Linked DNA regions of Homo sapiens: region 2 is linked to region 1. A link is an interaction called in ENCODE POLR2A ChIA-PET data of the cell type or tissue named here. Cell type or tissue: OCI-LY7. All regions are shown on one strand. Each heading gives the region's core, and the rest is flanking DNA. Links, peaks and the distances in the headings are about the cores only.

Region 1 (2,920 bases), core at 288-2,787:
TGATAGGTGTGAGCCACTGTGCCCAGTCCTGAATATTTTCTCTTGGGTTTGTTTACATCTGAGACACAGAAGAGTACAGTGGCAATGATTTCAGCTCTCCAACCGGACTGCCCCAGCAGGAGACCTGGGAGTCATCATTCCCCAACCCAAACTTCAGCAAATTCTTAGCCTCTCCTAGCTTCAGCGTTTTTGTTGTTTTTTTAAAAAACTAATTAACTTTAAACAATTTCATTGGGGAAATTATCATATATACCTTAGAGTTTTTATAAAGAGTAAGTGAGCTAACTTGTAACATGTTTATACTGTATTTGACAAATAATGAGCCCTTAATATTGGCAATGTATTATTATTCATTATTTTCCCTTTTTTGACTTTTGTTCAAATCTGAGCTCATGTCTAAGGGTAACTTTTTCAGACTTCAAAAATGAAAATCCATATTTCCAGTTTACTAACAAATACTTCAATATACTCAATTCTATACTGAGAATCTATTATACAAAATAGATTCCTAGGCTCTGGGGAGAAAAATACAAACATAAATAATACATGCTCCCTGCTCTCCAGGAATTCACTCAGAGGTTATATGCTGAGGTTTCTGGAGGAAATTATAGGCTTGGTCAATATAGTTAGAAACTATTTTTAGAACAATGCATCCATTGTAGAGCTGAAAGAAACTTCAGGAAGCATCTAGTGTTGCTGGAAACAGCAGCTCTGGGAGCAATTACTAGGTCTTCAGGCTAGGGGTGGAGTCTGTGGTCCCATAAATTACAAGAAACAAAGACGTAAAGACAGACAAGTGTCGCAGGGCACAGTGGCTCACACCTGTAATCCCAGCACTTTAGGAGGCCGAGGTGGGCAAATCATCTGAGGTCAGGAATTCTAGACCACCCCGGCCAACGTGGTGAAACCCCGTCTCTTCTAAAAATACAAAAATTAGCCAGCCATGGTGGCAGGCGCCTGTAATCCCAGCTACTCCGGAATATGAGGCAGGGGAATTACTTGAATCTGGGAGGCAGAAGTTGCAGTGAGCTGAGATCACGCCATTGCACTCCAGCCTGGGTGACAGAGCGAGACTCCATCTCAAAAAAAAAAAAAAAAAGAAAAGAAAAGAAAAGAAAAGAAAAGAAAGACAAGATTCTCTGTTGCTGGTTTGGCTCCTTATTTCTTAGCCCTTAAGACAGTCAGGTCTACTGTAAATATTTAAAGACAGAGACATGGTATTCAGCATTTCTCAAACTTACATGACAAAGAAAACTTACAAGAAGAGCATATGGCAAGTCCATAACAAAAAAGTCCATCTAGCCCCAAGTTGCACCCTCCTCTGTAACTCAAGAAAAAGCTGAGGCCCTGGGGCATAAGGGTCAAGATCTAGTGGAAAGCTGCCTTTAACCAGAGCCTGCAGCTTCACCCTTGTGGGTATGTGTTCTTTCACGCTCTACTGCATTCCCTTCACTCAATTCTACTTTTTTGGGAGGGAGGGCCACCCACAGAACCCCAAAAGAGACATCTGACATTTCTTTGTGGTGTCAGTCACACATTCTCTTTTCTCATTTCCTTTTTTTCTTTGAGACAAAGTCTCGCTCTGTTGCCCAGGCTGAAGTACAGAGGTGCGATCTTGACTCACTGCATCCTCCGCCTCCCGGGTTCGGGTTCAAGTGATTCTCCCACCTCAGCCTCCTGAGTAGCTGGGATTACAGGCGAACGCCACCACACCTGGCTATTTTTTTTAATTTTTAGCAGGGACGAGGTTTCATCATGTTGGCCAGGCTGGTCTCGAACTCCTGACCTCAAGTGATCTGCCAGCCTTAGCCTGCCAAAGTGCTGGCATTACAGGCTGAGCCACCATGCCCAGCCCCTAGTCCATTTTTAAAAAATATTTACGGGAGGCTGATGTGGGAGAACCAGTTGAGCTGACTGGGGAGAAGCAGCAGTGAGCTGTGATCATGCCACTGCACTCCAGCCTGGGCAACAAAGCGAGACTGGTCTCAAAAGAAAAAAAAATTTACATCTTATTTTGACCCAAAATAATATTACTGAGCATGACCAATCTACCTCATAATGCTAACTTCTGACATGCTGCAAAATCACATCTACCATCAAAAACTGGTGTCTTTCCTAATAGGAGAATACAGCACAGAGGACATGCCTCAAAATGGTCAGAAATGTCTTTGGAAAACACTTATGTTAAAGGTACTAATTTCCACTTATACATGTTTTTTTAAATCCTGTATTTTTATAGCCATGCCTCTTATTTTCAGGGAACTCATAAGTTTTCTGCCACAAGTAATCAACAACAAAATTGGTGGGCTGTCTATTTCTGACTTGAAAAACACTTCTGCATAGCAGTGAGACATACATGCACGGGTTTTTATCTATACCCTGGGGTTTGTGGAAGTCAAGCGCCCCAGGCAGGAGCACATTCCTGGGAGCAATTCTGGGAGCAATTACTAGGTCTTCAGTATAGGGGTGGAGTCTGTGGTCCCATAAATTACAAGAAACAAAGGCATAAAGACAGACAAGTGTGGCAGGGCACAGTGGCTCACACCTGTAATCCCAGCACTTTAGGAGGCCGAGGTGGGCAAATCATCTGAGGTCAGGAATTCTAGACCACCCTGGCCAACGTGGTGAAACCCCGTCTCTACTAAAAATACAAAAATCAGCCAGCCATGGTGGTGGGCACTCCAGCAGCAGATATAGCATGTGCTTCAGGATTTTTAATTGCAAACCAGAGGTTTTGTTAATTAGCATAAGTAGTGTGAGAACCAGATCCTCACAAGGTGAATACAAGGACTGTGTTGGTTAGCATAACAGATGTGAGAAATGTGTAGACAATGGATGAGATCAGGGGCTCCACCTATATGAAAGGATTAGGCATATTTCAGAGGCAAGTTCTGCATTTACATGAAGAGGACAAACAAGC
Region 2 (2,920 bases), core at 215-2,714, 150 kb before region 1:
TTTTTGTTTGTCATGATTAAGTAGAGGGCATTTGCCCAGTGGTGGGTGAGGTGGTGAGGAATGGTTTCCTTGCTCAATAGAGGGTAACGCAGTATCAGCGTCAGCATCCTGCATGGGTACTGAAGGTCTCAGGATGATGCTACAAAAACTAGGATAAAATTTAACAAAATAAATACTTGGAGCTGGGATTTTAAAACAGGGATATCGGAGAATGAACAGTTGTATCTGGTACATTGTTGCAAAGAACGATTGTTTTCTGTGTGTCTTTTTTTTTGTTGTTGTTCACTGTATCTGAATCACTAGCTTTTTTCATTTCATTTGAATGGAGAGGGACTTAACCATTAGCTCAAAGAAAACAGGCAAGTATCATTCATCTTCCTCCATAAAATGGATAGCAAAATGTACCTCTCGTTTGGGATTCCAAAAAAGAGTCCTCTCACTTTAAAAAATTAATTAATTAATTAAAAAGGCCCAGCCTAGAAACTGGAAGGAAAGAATTCTCATGTAATGTGTGTCTATGATATGCCAAGCATAGCAGTGCTCTATTTATATCATTTATTTAACTCTTATAGTAAACCCCTGTTTTACAGATGCAGGGGACGTAACTTAGTAGGAAGTTACTTATGCACAGTATAAGTAGGAACCAGGAAGAGATGGAACGGAAATTCAAATTCAGGTCAGCCTGGCACTAAAATTCCCATGTCCTTTTCTAGTAGATTCCTTTACCTCTCTCAGAGAATCCTTCAAAATTCAAACCTCAGAAGTAGATTCATTTGGTTCTCCTACATAAGCAATATCGGGCGTGAACACAGGATACTGACTGGGCTTCCGGTGGTCAGCTGGGCTCAGCTGAATCAAACGGAGTGTTCATTAGATCCTAATGACGGCTTCAACCCTCATTAGCTTCACAGCGTTTCCACAACCAGCATACCTCATAGCTCTGGGCTGCTGCCTCAAAAAGGTGTACTCCGTCTTCAAATCCCACTTCTACTCTTTAAATTTAAAAAGTATGGAGGCAGAGAGGGATGCCTCACACCTGTAATCTTAGCACTTTGGGAGTCTGAGGAGGGTGGATAGCTTGAGTCCAGGAGTTCAAGACCAGCCTGGGCAACATGGTGAGCCCCCCGCCACCCCATCTCTATGAAAAAAACACAAAAATTAGCCGGGTGTGGTAGCATGCACCTGTAGTCCTAGCTACTCAAGAGATTAAAGTGGTAGGATTGCTTGAGCCTGGGAGGCGGAAATTGCAGTGAGCCGAGATCGCACCACTGCACTCAAGCCTGGTTGACAGAGTGAGACGCTGTCTCAAAAAAGAAGAAGAAAAAAAAAAGATGAAGAAGTATGGAAACACTCACATTCTATAAGATGACAAGGACATTCTCTCTTCTAGTGGAATTGAGCATTGACCACTTTCCAAGTAAACACGGTAACACTTCCATGGTGTGACAGAGGCAATAGAATGAAAAGTGAATGGGCTTTAGAGACTTAGATTTGAACCTTCTCTCCTACCTCTCAATGTCTCTGAGACTTCAAGTCATCTATTAAAATGATTAATTAATTAAAATATTCTGAGTCTCAGCTTCAGCATCTGTAAAGTAAGGAAGTAAGTTGCACTTCCTGGAATGGTTCTGAGGGTTGAATGCAAACAGGGTACACAAAGCACTTGCAAAGCCTCCCAGCACAGAGTTCGCAATCCAGAATCTTATTTATTGTTACACCTGTTGCTTTTAGAGACTCTCCATCATATGGGAAAGTTCAAATGAGAAGTTAAGTATACCTAGGACATTTTTCATTCAACTGCACACATCAGTTTTCAAGGGCTCCATTTGGGAAAAGTTACTTCAGGAGGAAGGGTTCTAGTTGGAAAAATTTTTTTCTGGAGAAAGAAATTTACCACCATTCATGTGCTGCCCACATGTCCATGTGTTCTGTTTTCTGTAATTCATCTCCTTGGGATGTCCTTTCTGCCATTTCTGTTACTGACCTTCATCACCTCAATTTCATGTTTTGCAAATTTCAAATGGATACGAGCCATGGCTCCTTTTTATCACTGAATAACATTCAAAGGATCTAATCTCAGCCACTCCCACAACCAGTCCTCAGCTGAGATGGAGCCTGTCATCAAAGGGCTTAAATGAAAGAAAAACTTGCCCAACCTAGAACCAAATTTATAATCATTGGTTACAGTTGATTCTCATTATTTGTGGCAGTTATGTTCTATAAAGTCACTGCAAACACTTAATTAGTGAATACTGAAATAGTGTTCCAAGGGAAAATACAGGATGTTCAGTTCCTGCAAGCATCTGGTCACAATGTTTTCATCAATCAATCAATATATAACCTTTTTTTATGTGTGTTTCTGTTTAAATGAACCTTACTTAGTATACATTGTTGATTTATGAACATTGAACTCATGGCCAACAGTATTGTAACTTGTGCATAAACAAAGCTTATCTAATACACATATTTTCTTCATAAGGCACATCACAGCTTTCCTGCACTTGGGAATACTAGTATTCCCAATACAGTATTTCAGCCCTATGCTTGGAAGCCAATTTGAACAGCAAAATCACCAAGGAAAAATACAAAAATGAGCGGAAAAAAAGGCACTAAAAAGGTTGTGAAAAGGACACTTGTTTACAGTATGAAACAAGAAGACAGAGCCTCACACATTGCCAGGTGGCAACATGAATGTTGGGCAACTCAAATTTTTCTCCACTCTGCACATGTCCACAAGTGACCCAAAAAGTACTTTGTATTGATTTTGTGTTTATAAATACATGCTAGTGAAGAGGCAAATTTACAAATATAGAATCTGCAAATAATGAGGTTTGACTGCATATATTTATAAATTATAAACATTGATTGTTTTCTAATGAAAATAAGATTTCCCCCAAATGTCAATTTTATTATTACCATC

What was found. ChIA-PET counts read pairs that join two places held together with the same protein. Peaks named below come from ENCODE experiments on the same cell type or tissue, not always from the same donor. Only the 100,000 strongest peaks of a DNase experiment are listed, where the experiment ranks them.
Region 2: POLR2A ChIA-PET joins it to region 1 with 6 read pairs; 3 of 35 experiments call an interaction of 5 or more read pairs at or near these places.

What each region holds. Positions count from the first base shown.
Region 1 is chr9:76,470,929-76,473,848 of GRCh38, reverse strand. The region is part of intron 2 of GCNT1 (glucosaminyl (N-acetyl) transferase 1); the gene reads right to left. Among named protein-coding and RNA genes, the nearest start is that of GCNT1, 13 kb to the right of the region's middle. RefSeq lists enhancers at 1,186-1,265, 1,616-1,885, 2,597-2,666, 2,687-2,776, 2,701-2,920. In OCI-LY7, for the core only: no CTCF peak of the experiment used is centred there; DNase peaks (open chromatin) are centred at 748, 1,468 and 2,768; H3K4me3 peaks cover 2,268 bases; H3K27ac peaks cover 2,500 bases.
Region 2 is chr9:76,625,506-76,628,425 of GRCh38, reverse strand. All of the region lies in intron 16 of PRUNE2 (prune homolog 2 with BCH domain), which reads left to right. All of the region lies in intron 5 of LOC105376095 (a long non-coding RNA gene), which reads right to left. Among named protein-coding and RNA genes, the nearest start is that of PCA3, 140 kb to the left of the region's middle. In OCI-LY7, for the core only: no CTCF peak of the experiment used is centred there; no DNase peak of the experiment used is centred there.